3 separate regions of the Homo sapiens genome follow, and all the other regions are linked to region 1. Evidence: chromatin contacts called from ENCODE Hi-C or POLR2A ChIA-PET data. All regions are on one chromosome and are shown on one strand. Each heading gives the region's core, a stretch centred on a gene start or an enhancer-like site at or near the end of the contact. The rest is flanking DNA. Distances are from core to core; before and after follow the strand shown.

What was found. Hi-C counts contacts between places; a loop is a spot of excess contacts on that map. ChIA-PET counts read pairs that join two places held with the same protein, here RNA polymerase II (POLR2A). Pooled maps may share reads with other maps.
Region 2: a pooled map shows a loop between it and region 1 (9-fold over the local background). The contact joins the promoter of PTGES2-DT here to the promoter of DOLK in region 1. A Hi-C loop is called at or near these places in 8 of 50 pooled maps. POLR2A ChIA-PET finds 5 or more read pairs at or near these places in 3 of 52 experiments (GM10248, activated CD4-positive, alpha-beta T cell and naive thymus-derived CD4-positive, alpha-beta T cell).
Region 3: a loop to region 1 is called in a pooled map, with 12 times the contacts of the local background. The contact joins the promoter of NAIF1 here to the promoter of DOLK in region 1. A Hi-C loop is called at or near these places in 1 of 37 single-sample maps with no recorded cell type and 7 of 50 pooled maps. POLR2A ChIA-PET finds 5 or more read pairs at or near these places in 1 of 52 experiments (activated T-cell).

Annotation. Positions count from the first base shown.
Region 1 is chr9:128,946,096-128,950,222 of GRCh38, reverse strand. It overlaps DOLK (dolichol kinase), which reads left to right and starts at 2,620. Exons shown (of 1, transcript NM_014908.4): 1 at 2,620-4,127. The coding sequence starts at 2,920. NUP188 (nucleoporin 188) reads right to left here and starts at 2,524. Exons shown (of 44, transcript NM_015354.3): 1 at 2,472-2,524; 2 at 980-1,034. The coding sequence starts at 2,503. RefSeq lists enhancers at 2,405-2,454, 2,174-2,735, 2,805-2,874, 2,736-3,297, 3,298-3,860.
Region 2 is chr9:128,127,279-128,131,611 of GRCh38, reverse strand. PTGES2-DT (PTGES2 divergent transcript) reads right to left here and starts at 3,083. Exons shown (of 1, transcript NR_024425.1): 1 at 978-3,083. PTGES2 (prostaglandin E synthase 2) reads left to right here and starts at 3,883. Exons shown (of 7, transcript NM_025072.7): 1 at 3,883-4,173. The coding sequence starts at 3,895. RefSeq lists silencers at 2,873-2,982, 3,013-3,212, 3,853-4,142 and enhancers at 3,523-3,642, 4,283-4,333.
Region 3 is chr9:128,065,660-128,069,790 of GRCh38, reverse strand. NAIF1 (nuclear apoptosis inducing factor 1) reads left to right here and starts at 2,471. Exons shown (of 2, transcript NM_197956.4): 1 at 2,471-3,200. The coding sequence starts at 2,690. SLC25A25 (solute carrier family 25 member 25) reads right to left here and starts at 1,559. Exons shown (of 11, transcript NM_001330988.2): 1 at 1,211-1,559. The coding sequence starts at 1,471. RefSeq lists enhancers at 453-532, 2,283-2,612 and a silencer at 1,263-1,832.

The sequences.
Region 1 (4,127 bases), core at 1,371-3,870:
AGCCGGGTGTGGTGGCTCATGCCTGTAATCCCAGCACTTTGGGAGGCTGAGGCAGGCAGATCACCTGAGGTCGGGAGTTCAAGACCGACCTGGCCAACATGGCAAAACCCTGTCTCTACTAAAAATATAAAAATCAGCAGGGCGTGGTGGTGGGCACCTCTAATCCCAGCTACTGGGGAGGCTGAGGCAGGAGAATCACTTGAACCCAGGTGGCAGAGGTTGAAGTGAGCCAAGATCGAGCTACTTACACTCCAGCCTGGGAGCAAGACACCCCCCTCAAAAAAAAAAAAAAAAAAAAAAAAAGTGGCCGTCACGCCTGTTATCCCAGGACTTTGAGATGCCAAGGCAAGTAGATCACCTGAGGTCAGGAGTTCAACACCAGCCTGGCCAACATGGTGAAACCCTGTCTCCACTAAAAATACAAAAATTAGCCAGGTGTGGTGGCATGCACCTGTAATCTCAGCTACTCGGGAGGCTGTGGCAGGAAAATCGCTTGAACTCGGGAGGCGGAGGTTGCAGTGAGCTGGGATCATGCTGTTACACTCCAGCCTGGGTAACAAGAGTGAAACTCCATCTCAAAATAAATAAATAGGCCAGGTGTGGTGGCTCACGCCTATAATCACAGCAATTTGGGAGGCCAAGGAGGGCAGATCACCTAAGGTCGGGAGTTGGAGACCAGCCTGACCAAAATGGAAAAACCCCATCTCTACTAAAAATACAAAATTAGTCGGGCGTGGTGGTGCATGCCTGTAATCCCAGCTACTCGAGAAGCTGAGGCAGGAGAATCGCTTGAACCTGGGAGGCGGAGGTTGCGGTGAGCCGAGATCACGCCATTGCACTCCAGCCTGGGAAACAAGAGCGAAACTCTGTCTCTAAATAAATAAATGTGTTTACTTCCTACATTTAAAAAAAGGTTTTTTTTGGTAACAAAAGCTACACAAAGAACCCAGAGAACCCACTCAAGAACACCACCACTTACCAGCTCTCTCAGAGCTGACCTTCCAAGCAGAATAGTCCACAGTTCTCTACTGCTCCTGCAAAATGAGAGAACAGAGGTAATTTTGCTCTTTCTGATCATACAAACTTGTACACTGCCTCATAGCCATTTTGTCTGCTCTCTAAAAGCAAAAAATCTCAATATACAAAACGATTTGTTAAATTTTTGGAAAGTAATCTTGTTATATAATAATATTGTTAGGGCCGGGCACGGTGGCTCATGCCTGTAATCCCAGCACTTTGGGAGGTCGAGGCGGGCGGATCATGAGGTCAGAAGATCGAGACCATCCTGGCTAACACAGTGAAACCCTGTCTCTACTGAAAATACAAAAAATTAGCCAGGCGTTGTGGCGGGTGCCTGTATCCCCAGCTACTTGGGAGGCTGAGGCAGGAGAATGGCATGAACCCGGGAGACAGAGCTTGCAGTGAGCCGAGATCGTGCCATTGCACTCCAGCCTGGGCGACAGAGCGAGACTCCGTCTCAAAAAAAAAAAAAAAAAAAAAAAAAAAAAAAAGTGGGGAAAACACTGCTGGCACAGGGAAGGATAAGAGACGGGGATGTTTAACTTTGAGGGAGGGTGGTGGGAAGAACGAAGACCTTCGAGCTGCAATGTGGAAGACAGAAGGAGGCGTGGTGGTCTGGTTATAGCACTGGAGGTACGCAGACTTCAGCTTGAAGGCTCTCTTTATCACTTGGCTAGCTCTGAGCCGGACTTCTGAGTCATCTGTGAAATAGAAGGCGCCTCTCGGAGTTGCGAGAATTGAATGAGATAACTCCTGGGAAGCGCTCCACCAGGGTCTGACGCTAGAAAGCACTTTGTCAGAATTGTAGTTTTCGTATATAATATTTCATCTTCTTGTCCCTAAAGCCTAGTTCAATCCCTGAAATCTCTTGGAGGATTTGGACATGCTGGCTGACTTGATTCAGTGCAAGAAAAGAACGATACGAGGCGCGGAGAGGACAGAAGCCGCAAGCGTGGCTCCGCTCAACGCGAAACAAAATCCTAACAAGAACAGATCGCGGGAGAGGTCGGGGAGCCAGCAGGGCGCACTCGACGCCGGGGCAGGACACTGGGAGCCTGCAGCAGGGACGTGGGTGGGGGGTACCCCAGGAGACCGCAAAGCTCCCCGTGGCTCGAGGGAGCGTCACGGCCGGAGAAGGAAGCGCGGGTGGGGCGCCAAGAGACGCGTCGGAGGTGAGAGAGGAGGAAGGCAAAGGGCCCTGGGTGAGGAGATGGGAGGCCGAGCGCGGAGGGAAGGGGTGAAGAGCCGGCCCCCCTCCTGAAGAAGACTCTTCAGATCCCCGCGCGCGGGGACCGTTTGGACGTAACCGCCTCCCGTCTCGGTGCCCGTCCATCCAGCCGGGGTTGGCCCTGCCACTGTCGCCACATCCCGCCTCCAATTCCCGCCCCGCTTCCGCTCGGCTTTGACACCGCGCTTCACAGCCACCCCGGTCCATTCGACCCGCTCCGCACCTCACACACGGCCCGCCGGCGGCCGCCGCCATCTTCGCGCGCCCGCTCGCCCTAACCCCGCCCCCAGACGCCATGCCCACGTGACCGCTCGCCCCCGGACCCGGAGCGTGGGCGGGGATTTCGTCACGTGACGTTGCCGCGGGGCGGTGCCAAGATGGCGAGGCCCAAAGAGGTGAGGAGCCGGCAGCGGGGGCGGCTGTAACTGTGAGGAAGGCTGCAGAGTGGCGACGTCTACGCCGTAGGTTGGAGGCTGTGGGGGGTGGCCGGGCGCCAGCTCCCAGGCCGCAGAAGTGACCTGCGGTGGAGTTCCCTCCTCGCTGCTGGAGAACGGAGGGAGAAGGTTGCTGGCCGGGTGAAAGTGCCTCCCTCTGCTTGACGGGGCTGAGGGGCCCGAAGTCTAGGGCGTCCGTAGTCGCCCCGGCCTCCGTGAAGCCCCAGGTCTAGAGATATGACCCGAGAGTGCCCATCTCCGGCCCCGGGGCCTGGGGCTCCGCTGAGTGGATCGGTGCTGGCAGAGGCGGCAGTAGTGTTTGCAGTGGTGCTGAGCATCCACGCAACCGTATGGGACCGATACTCGTGGTGCGCCGTGGCCCTCGCAGTGCAGGCCTTCTACGTCCAATACAAGTGGGACCGGCTGCTACAGCAGGGAAGCGCCGTCTTCCAGTTCCGAATGTCCGCAAACAGTGGCCTATTGCCCGCCTCCATGGTCATGCCTTTGCTTGGACTAGTCATGAAGGAGCGGTGCCAGACTGCTGGGAACCCGTTCTTTGAGCGTTTTGGCATTGTGGTGGCAGCCACTGGCATGGCAGTGGCCCTCTTCTCATCAGTGTTGGCGCTCGGCATCACTCGCCCAGTGCCAACCAACACTTGTGTCATCTTGGGCTTGGCTGGAGGTGTTATCATTTATATCATGAAGCACTCGTTGAGCGTGGGGGAGGTGATCGAAGTCCTGGAAGTCCTTCTGATCTTCGTTTATCTCAACATGATCCTGCTGTACCTGCTGCCCCGCTGCTTCACCCCTGGTGAGGCACTGCTGGTATTGGGTGGCATTAGCTTTGTCCTCAACCAGCTCATCAAGCGCTCTCTGACACTGGTGGAAAGTCAGGGGGACCCAGTGGACTTCTTCCTGCTGGTGGTGGTAGTAGGGATGGTACTCATGGGCATTTTCTTCAGCACTCTGTTTGTCTTCATGGACTCAGGCACCTGGGCCTCCTCCATCTTCTTCCACCTCATGACCTGTGTGCTGAGCCTTGGTGTGGTCCTACCCTGGCTGCACCGGCTCATCCGCAGGAATCCCCTGCTCTGGCTTCTTCAGTTTCTCTTCCAGACAGACACCCGCATCTACCTCCTAGCCTATTGGTCTCTGCTGGCCACCTTGGCCTGCCTGGTGGTGCTGTACCAGAATGCCAAGCGGTCATCTTCCGAGTCCAAGAAGCACCAGGCCCCCACCATCGCCCGAAAGTATTTCCACCTCATTGTGGTAGCCACCTACATCCCAGGTATCATCTTTGACCGGCCACTGCTCTATGTAGCCGCCACTGTATGCCTGGCGGTCTTCATCTTCCTGGAGTATGTGCGCTACTTCCGCATCAAGCCTTTGGGTCACACTCTACGGAGCTTCCTGTCCCTTTTTCTGGATGAACGAGACAGTGGACC
Region 2 (4,333 bases), core at 1,834-4,333, 820 kb after region 1:
CTCTGTGGAGTGTGAGCATCAGGAAACCCTCTGTGCTCCCAGCGAGGCTGCCGGTGAGTGGAATCTGGCTTTGGGAAGCATCTTGAGTGCAGGACACCAACAGCATCAGAAATTTCTGAACAGCACCTGCCTTCTAGCGTGTAACGAGGTGCCACAGGGAGAGCCCCAGTGCTTGGCACACTGTAGGCATGTAGCAGCTTTTCGTGGAACTAAGGGACAAAGGTGCGACTTGCAAGGACACAGTGGCTTTTCTTCTTTTAGGAGAGCCCAGAGGTGCTCCTTAGGCAGGCCAATAATGGGAGCTGAGTGAGGGGGAGGAGGAAGAGGGTGGCTTTGCTTCCCTGGGGTGGGGGGTTCTATTCCCTAATGGCCATTGGAAATCAGCATTCATACTTGGCAAGAAATAGCTAACCTCTACCTTGGGGAGCATAGGCTTGGAGAGGATGTGCCTACTGCAACCACTGGCTTTCAAAAGACTGGGCTTTCTTTGCTGATGCTGGATCAAACGTACTGAGACATGGCCACAGAAGCTCTGCTGCTTTATGGACATGAAAGGTGGGTGACAAAGCCCTGAAGAGGGGACTAGGGTATCCTAAATTCTGAAATCTGTCCCCAGATGCACAAGCCTCCACGTGGAAAAGGGAGAAGGACTGCTTGCATGGTGTACGGCCTTGGGTGCAGTGACGGATGGCGCACACCTGCCCCAGTGCCCTCCATTGAGGTTTGGAGCAGTGACCTCACCTCTGCACAGACCCACCTGCAGGGTGGGGGGATAGGACGGGGCTATCTCAAGTGTGGGGGGCACCAGGGCAGGGCACCTTGGAAGTATTGCCAGGATAACTAACTGAAGACCAGTGGTTAGGGCAGGGCAGCCCTGCCCCTGTTCTCTGTCCTGTCTCTCAGGAACTGGCGTGAGATGGGGAGATCAGGTGCACAGTGAGGGGCGTAGCTGTGGATTGAACATAGCATGGTCAGGCTTCTGTCTTTTATTATTTATTTATTCATTTATTTATGATATATCATAGTTGTACATACTTTGGGGGTACATGTGATACTTTGATACCTGTATGAAACATGTAATGATCAAATCAAGGAAATTAAGATCTTCATCACCTCAAACATTTATCTTTTTTGTGTGTGGGCGGCAAGCCACCCAGGCACCGAGGCAAGAGACAGAGGACACGAGCTCTTCCAGTATAATAAAATATAAAACAAGAATAGTTATACCAGATATAGATCTTAGATATGATTATATATGACTATCATTAATCATTAGTTTGTAGCAATTACTTTTTATTCCAATATTATGATAATCCTCGCTCTATAATCATAGCCTAGGAAAAACCAGGCCATACAGAGATAGGAGCTGAGGGGACATAGTGAGGTGTGACCAGAAGACAAGAGTGCGAGCCTTCTGTTATGCCCACACAGGGCCACCAGAGGGCTCCTTGGTCTAGCGGTGACGCCAGCATCTGGGAAGACGCCCGTTACCAGGCGGATCATGGTCCAGCAGTAGCAAAAGGTGTCAAGGAACAACACCTGCTACTTAGCAGACCGGGAAAGGGAGGGTGGGGGTCTCCCTTTCCCCGGGGGAGTTTAGAGAAGACTCTGCTCCTCCACCTCTTGTGGAGGGCCTGACATCAGTCAGGCTCGCCCGCAGTTATCTGGAGGCCTGTCTCCCTGTGATGCTGTGCTTCAGTGGTCACGCTCCTAGTCCGCCTTCATGTTCCATCCTGTACACCTGGCTCTGCCTTCCAGATAGCAGTAGTCAATTAGTGAAAATACTAATAGTCCCTGATATGCAGAAATAATGGCGTAAGCTGTCTTTCTCTTTGTCTCCTCTCCCTCTCTGCCTCCGCTGCCAGGCAGGGAAGGGCCCCCTGTCCAGTGGACACGTGACCCACGTGACCTTACCTATCATTGGAGGTGACTGACATTCTTTACCCTGCCCCTTCTGCCTTGTATCCAATAAATAACAGTGCAGCCAGACATTCGGGGCCACTACCGGTCTCCGCGCATTGGTGGTAGTGGTCCCCCGGGCCCAGCTGCCTTTTCTCGTCTCTTTGTCTTGTGTCTTTATTTCTACACTCTCTCGTCGCCGCACACAGGGAGAGACCTACCGACCCTGTGGGGCTGGACCCTACAGCGCCCTGTGTCACCTCGGCAGCTTAAGCACGTGCAACTGGTTGCTCTGTAAGCTGCTCACATTTGGCAAGGCTGCGAGGCCACACCAGCAAAGCCAGGTGGCTGGAGATGCTGACCCAGCAGAGCATCGCGCTCCCCGCCCCGGGCCAGACCCTCCTACTAAGCCCAGCAGGCCAAACACGGACCCGCCCCCCTCAAGTGCCTAGGTGTCCCCGGGGCCTGAACACATCAAGTTACATTTTGATGGAGTTAGAATCCGGAAAATCAAGAGTGTGGAAGATCAGGAGCAATTAATGTAAACAGGAGGAGGATGAAGCTGGGAGGAGCAGGAGCTAGCAAGCAGGAGCTAGCAAGCAGGAGCGTGAGAGTGGCGCTGGGAGAAGGCCTGGATAGGGATAGAGTAGAGCACAGAACATGGGGGTCACCCTCAACCACCCCTAAACACTCTAAGCTCGAGCAGTCCCTCAACTCCTGGTCTGTAAAGTGGCTGAAGGAAGTGGGTGGAGCAAAACCCATATGGGCGAGTGTCCCAGCAGCTGCCTCAGTTTCCCTATCTGTAAAACGGGGCTGGGGACCTGCAGCTCTCACGGGACTGGTTACCCGCTCGCGGGTGCTCGCCCTGCATCCGAGACAGCACCTACAACTCCAAACCCACTCGGGGCGGGTCGAGGTGGGCCCTTCGGTCCCTTCGAAGCCAACATCCCGATTCCCCTTCCCGGGAAGGCACCCCCGGAAACGCCAAGGTCGCTCCAGCAGTCTCCTCGGGTCACCCGCTTCCCCGAAGCCGTCGTCCTCGCCTTCCGCTCTCGTCTTCACCGGCATACTCAGGTCCCCGCTGGGGACTGACACTGCGGGCTCGGTCGCCGCAAGGACTGGAAGGAAGGTGGAAGATGCGGGGCGAAAGCGGAGCGAGAAGAGTGGGACGCGGCGGAGCAGCAGAGCCGGGACTCAGAGCTCCCCCCTCGCCCCGCCCCTCTCCCCGCCCACTCTGCGAGTCCCGCCCCCTCTCGGGCGCCGGGCGGGGCCATCCCGGGGCTGTCCGCGGAGACGCCTATGCGGTGGAGGCTCCGGGCTTCAGCTAGGGCGGGGGAGCCCAGCAGAAGGACCGAGCAGCCTGGCACCCCACTTTGCCATCCTCTCCCTGGAAATCTCGGGGTCGGCGGGCCGGCCGCTTCGCGTGGGCGAAATCAGAGACACGTGGTTTCCAAGGCCCCTTCGGGTTCGGGAAAATTTTATGGTTCGGGTCACAGTAGGAAGCGGACAATGAGGCGGGAGGGCAGAGAGAACCGCAACACCTGGTGCCGGGTCGGGTCGTTTCCGGGGCTTTCAGTGGCCGGAAGTCGCGGCGCCTGTACTGACTCTAGGAAGGGCTGGAGTTGTTTTGAATGGGCGCCCGTAAGAGAGGTGGGCAAGTACGTGTTACAGACGGCCACGCCGCCCTTTAGGCGGTCAAGGTGGGGCGAGGAGACGTTCGCCCCCCTGCAGTCGGCCGGGTCACTACCCAAGAGCCTTTGGAGGCGGAAGCATGGAACGGTCTGCAAACGTTCCCGAGCGGGCCTCTGCGGCTCTGGCGGGCGTTTCGAACTTGGGCGCCGGGCACACGCCCAGTCCCGAGAGCGCTGAGGGTTCCCTTAGCGTCGCCCTCACCCCGGCCAACCCGCGGGGCGCCAGAGTCCTGGCCCTTTAAACGCCGCGCGTGCCTCGGCGTCTTCGTTTCGCGCGCCCGCCCGCGGCGCCGGCGGAGCGAACATGGACCCGGCTGCGCGGGTGGTGCGGGCGCTGTGGCCTGGTGGGTGCGCCTTGGCCTGGAGGCTGGGAGGCCGCCCCCAGCCGCTGCTACCCACGCAGAGCCGGGCTGGCTTCGCGGGGGCGGCGGGCGGCCCGAGCCCCGTGGCTGCAGCTCGTAAGGGGAGCCCGCGGCTGCTGGGAGCTGCGGCGCTGGCCCTGGGGGGAGCCCTGGGGCTGTACCACACGGCGCGGTGGCACCTGCGCGCCCAGGACCTCCACGCAGAGCGCTCAGCCGCGCAGGTAAGGCCTGGCCCGGCCGGGGATGGGGATGCTGATCAGCGCCGAACTCGGGACTCCTGGGAACCCGCAGGGTCAGGAGTTGCCTCTGCCTGCTTGTGACCTTGGGCGAGTGACTTGGTCTGAAGTCTCCGAACCCTCTGTATTCTTTTGTGTAAAATAG
Region 3 (4,131 bases), core at 1,222-3,721, 880 kb after region 1:
GACAGAACCAGACTCCGTCTCAAAACAAACAAACAAAAAAAACTTGTCTCTAAATCTCCTGGACTTAACCATTCTATCTTGCGTAGTGTTACTCTTGGTCCTCCTAGGCTGATCCTAATAGTTAGCGCTAAATACCTTGGATGTTGATCCAAGAATCTTGAACATGAGTTAACAACACCTATGTACACCCACCCAACAAATTGGTTTAATTCATTGGCGGTTTACCAGATTCTTTTCATACTTGGCTACGAGATTCTCTAATTGTCATGTGTACAAATGGACCAAACTAACTCAGCAGTGAAACAGGTTCTTAGGTAAAGTACTCAGGAGTCCTATTCCAGGCTGTAAATCAGGCTAAGCTACAGTAAATGAAATACTTGGGAAAATGGCAGCTACACCCGCCAAGTCAGACTGAAGGGGGAAGAGACAGAAGGGAAAGAAACAGCCTCTGCTCTGAGGTTCTCATACAGAAAGGCCAGCACTTCTCTTCCTGGCAGGCCCAGGGATGACCATTTCTCTGCGCCCCTATGCCCACACCTCGGCCAAGAGCCCACAATAGTAACAATCTCGCTTTGACTTTTAGAAAAAAAATTTCCCCCGGATTCTTTCACTCCGTCCACACTCCAACCCCGCGGGGATCACGATCCCATTTTCTGGATAAACAGGGCAATGGAGATGAGCCTAAACCATGAGAACTGTCAGTCTTCGCCGCCAACGTCCACACGGATCAGCCTGAAACCCCAATACCAATTTTTTTTTCAACTCCCACATGTTCCTGAGAGGAACCAGATCAGGGCCCACGGCTGGCATGGAAACGAGAGGGAAAGGAGGGGGTGCTGCTGGGGACTGATGGATGAACCCATCCTTGGGTGAAGGGAGCGTCCAGCTTGGCCTTGAGGTCAGGAGGTGACAAAGGCACACTCCTGAGACCTGGCCTTCTACTCTGGGCAAGAAAGGGCTTTTCGCCCATCAGAAAGCCCATAGGATGCCCACCTGTGTCCACGAAGAACCCGGCTCAAGCACCCAAAGAAGTCAGGAAGGAGCCCCGCTCCCACCAGGGCATAAGTGGGGTGTCCCTCAGTGAGTCAGGGGGCACCCTTCCTCTGGACAGTGGGGGTTCCGCCCAGCCCAAGGGGCCGTCCCCCGAGACCTGTCACCCGGCCCTCGAGGGGCTCCCTCCCCGCCAGTGCTGAGGACGCGCGCAGCCTACCTGGAGCTCGCCCTCGGTGCGGTGCAGTCCCAGGCGCCGCAGCCCCACCGCCAGGTCGTTGACACACAGGCCGCCGTCCCGGTTGACGTCGAGCGTCTGAAAGAGTCTCCACAGGCGCAGCCGGTGGTCCGGGCCCCCGCAGATAGCGCCGCCGCAGGGGTCCCCCACGGACGCCGGCGATGAGGCAGACGAAGAGGCGGCGGTGGCGGCGGCGTCCGGCGGCGGGGAGGCCACACAGCGGCACAACACACTGCTCACCATCGGGCGCGAGGCAGGGGCTCCGGGCGCGGGCGGGAGCGGGGGCGGCGGGCCGGCGGTGACCGCGCGGGAGGCAAGCCAGGCGCTCTGCAGCTGGGAGCGCGGGCTCGGAGACGCCGGCAAGCTGGCGGAAGGGGCGGCTTCCGGGAGCCCCGCCCCTCCGCGCCCCGCTTCGCCGGCCACGCCCGGGCGCACCGAAGGCCAGTCACAGGCTCGGATGGGGAGGAGGGAGGGGCGGAGCCTGTCTAAGGACAGCCCACGCGCCACGGACTACCCGGATCAATGGGGTGGGCGGGGTCACCCGGCTCCGCCTGGGGCCGATTCAAACTGAGGGAGGCGGGGATTGGCTGAGCCGGGGGCCAAGAGAGAGAAAATCACGCAGCGATAGGCATGAGTAATGTGATTGGCAGGCGGAAGGCCCCGTGTCCAGTTTCCATTGATGAACTAACTCTGTTTAGACTGCGGGATCTTAAGGATGGGAGGAGCGGTAGTGTACGGAGAGATCGTAGCCTCCAGTGGGAAACAGGATTTGTGTGAGAGCATTTGTGAACTGCAGTTGCGAGGCAGAGTTTGTGCCGGTGGGAGGAATTAAAAGTTAATTGACCCATGGGTCACGGCCGAAAGCACTAAGTATCCTCAGGAAGCAGGGTTTTGGTAATCTAACTCCCTAAACCACCAATAAAATAGCTGAATTTAACGGCTTAATAGTCGTAATACTGACAATTGAACGACAGAATGATTTTCCAATGGAAGTGAATAAAGGTTAGGTGGGCGGGGCCCTCTGGGCGACGGACACAATTTTAGACCAATGATCAGGCGAATTACAGTAAGCAGGCGTGCTCTTTAGCTGAGCGACAGATCGAAAGAACCAGTGATCGACGTGATATTTGAGCAGCTACCAACCGGGAAGGCCGGTTTTCCCGGAGAAGCGCTGGGAGGCGGGAAGAGGGGAAGTGGGCGGATCTCCGCACACCTCGGCGGAAGAGGCAGATTCAGGAAGCCATTACGCTGCTGGCTGGCAGCGGCCGGGCCGGTCGGGGCTGGGCCCTACGCACTTTGCGTAGCGAGGGGGGTTACCAAAGGCCTAGTGCTTGGCCTCGAGCAAGCCTGGCCTATCCCCTGTAGGGGGTGGGTGAGGGGCGAGGCTGAGGAAGAAGAGAAGGGGAATTGGGGCGCTTGAGGGGATTATAATTTCTTTAAAAAGAGGGGAGGGGAGAGGCCATGGCCGTCCCAGCCAAGAAAAGGAAGATGAACTTCTCAGAGCGGGAGGTGGAGATCATCGTGGAGGAGCTGGAGCTGAAGAAGCACCTGCTGGTGAACCACTTCAACGCCGGGGTACCCCTGGCCGCCAAGAGTGCGGCCTGGCACGGCATCCTGAGAAGGGTCAACGCCGTGGCCACCTGCCGCAGAGAGCTGCCTGAGGTCAAGAAGAAGTGGTCTGACCTCAAGACCGAGGTCCGTCGCAAGGTTGCCCAGGTCCGGGCCGCCGTGGAGGGTGGTGAGGCGCCGGGGCCCACTGAGGAGGACGGAGCTGGGGGGCCTGGGACAGGCGGTGGCAGTGGTGGCGGTGGCCCAGCTGTAGCCCCAGTGCTGCTGACCCCCATGCAACAACGTATCTGCAACCTGCTGGGCGAGGCCACCATCATCAGCCTGCCCAGCACCACAGAGATCCACCCTGTGGCCCTCGGACCCTCGGCCACCGCAGCCGCAGCCACGGTCACCCTGACACAGAGTGAGTGACCTCTCCTGCCCAGGCGGCGTGCATAAGTGGGAAGGGCCAGCAAGCTCTGGGGTGGCCTGGGGAAGGTTGGCTGCCAAGGGTCAGAGGTCAGATGGGGGTCTTGGAAGACCATGAGGCCTTCCAAGAGCAGCACCCAGACAGAAGTGATCTTGCTCTCTTTGGGACTTCCTCAGCACGTGGGCTGGACTTCTGACGTGCTGGATAGCTCGCCACTGAGCATTGCCACCATGTTTGTCCATGACTTACCTCCACTTGCCGAACTGGGTGGTCCTTGAAAACAAGAGACCGTGTCTGTATCCCCACAGGACTTTTCACAGGGCCCGGCTTGTAGTAGACAGCCAGGCCATATTTGTTGAAAAAATTGATGGGAATAATACTGCCCAAGTGAGACAACGATTCTGGATTCTGTTTTCAGTGTGGGGGATCTTTCATCAGGTGCTGCTCAGGAGCCTCATGGTTCCTGGTGTTAATCTACTCCATTCATTCATTCATTCATTCATCAAACATTAGCACTTATTCTGTACCAAACCCTGTGCTGGGCACTGGGATTACCAAGTTGTCTAAAATACAGGCCAGTTATGTTCTAGTAGGACAGAGATGACACATATAGGAATAGCTTCGCCATCAGTTGGGAAAACCTCAGGCCCCGGAAGAGGAAGGGGGCTTCTTGGTGGCATAAGGACACATAGCTGACATTGGCGTTGAAGGGTGGAGGAGCTTGACCTCTCCCACATGCGCGGAGGCCCATACAGCCCAGCCAGGATCCTTTCCGTGGTTCTCAGGAATGACAACAGAACTAACTTTGGTTGGATTTTTTAGTTCAAAGAAGAGTTTGTGCCCTGTTACCTCTGCTCGTTTGTGATGACCGTGAGCTGGATCATTCAGTGATTCTCAGTGGGGGTTGGGGGAGTTGGGTGGATGT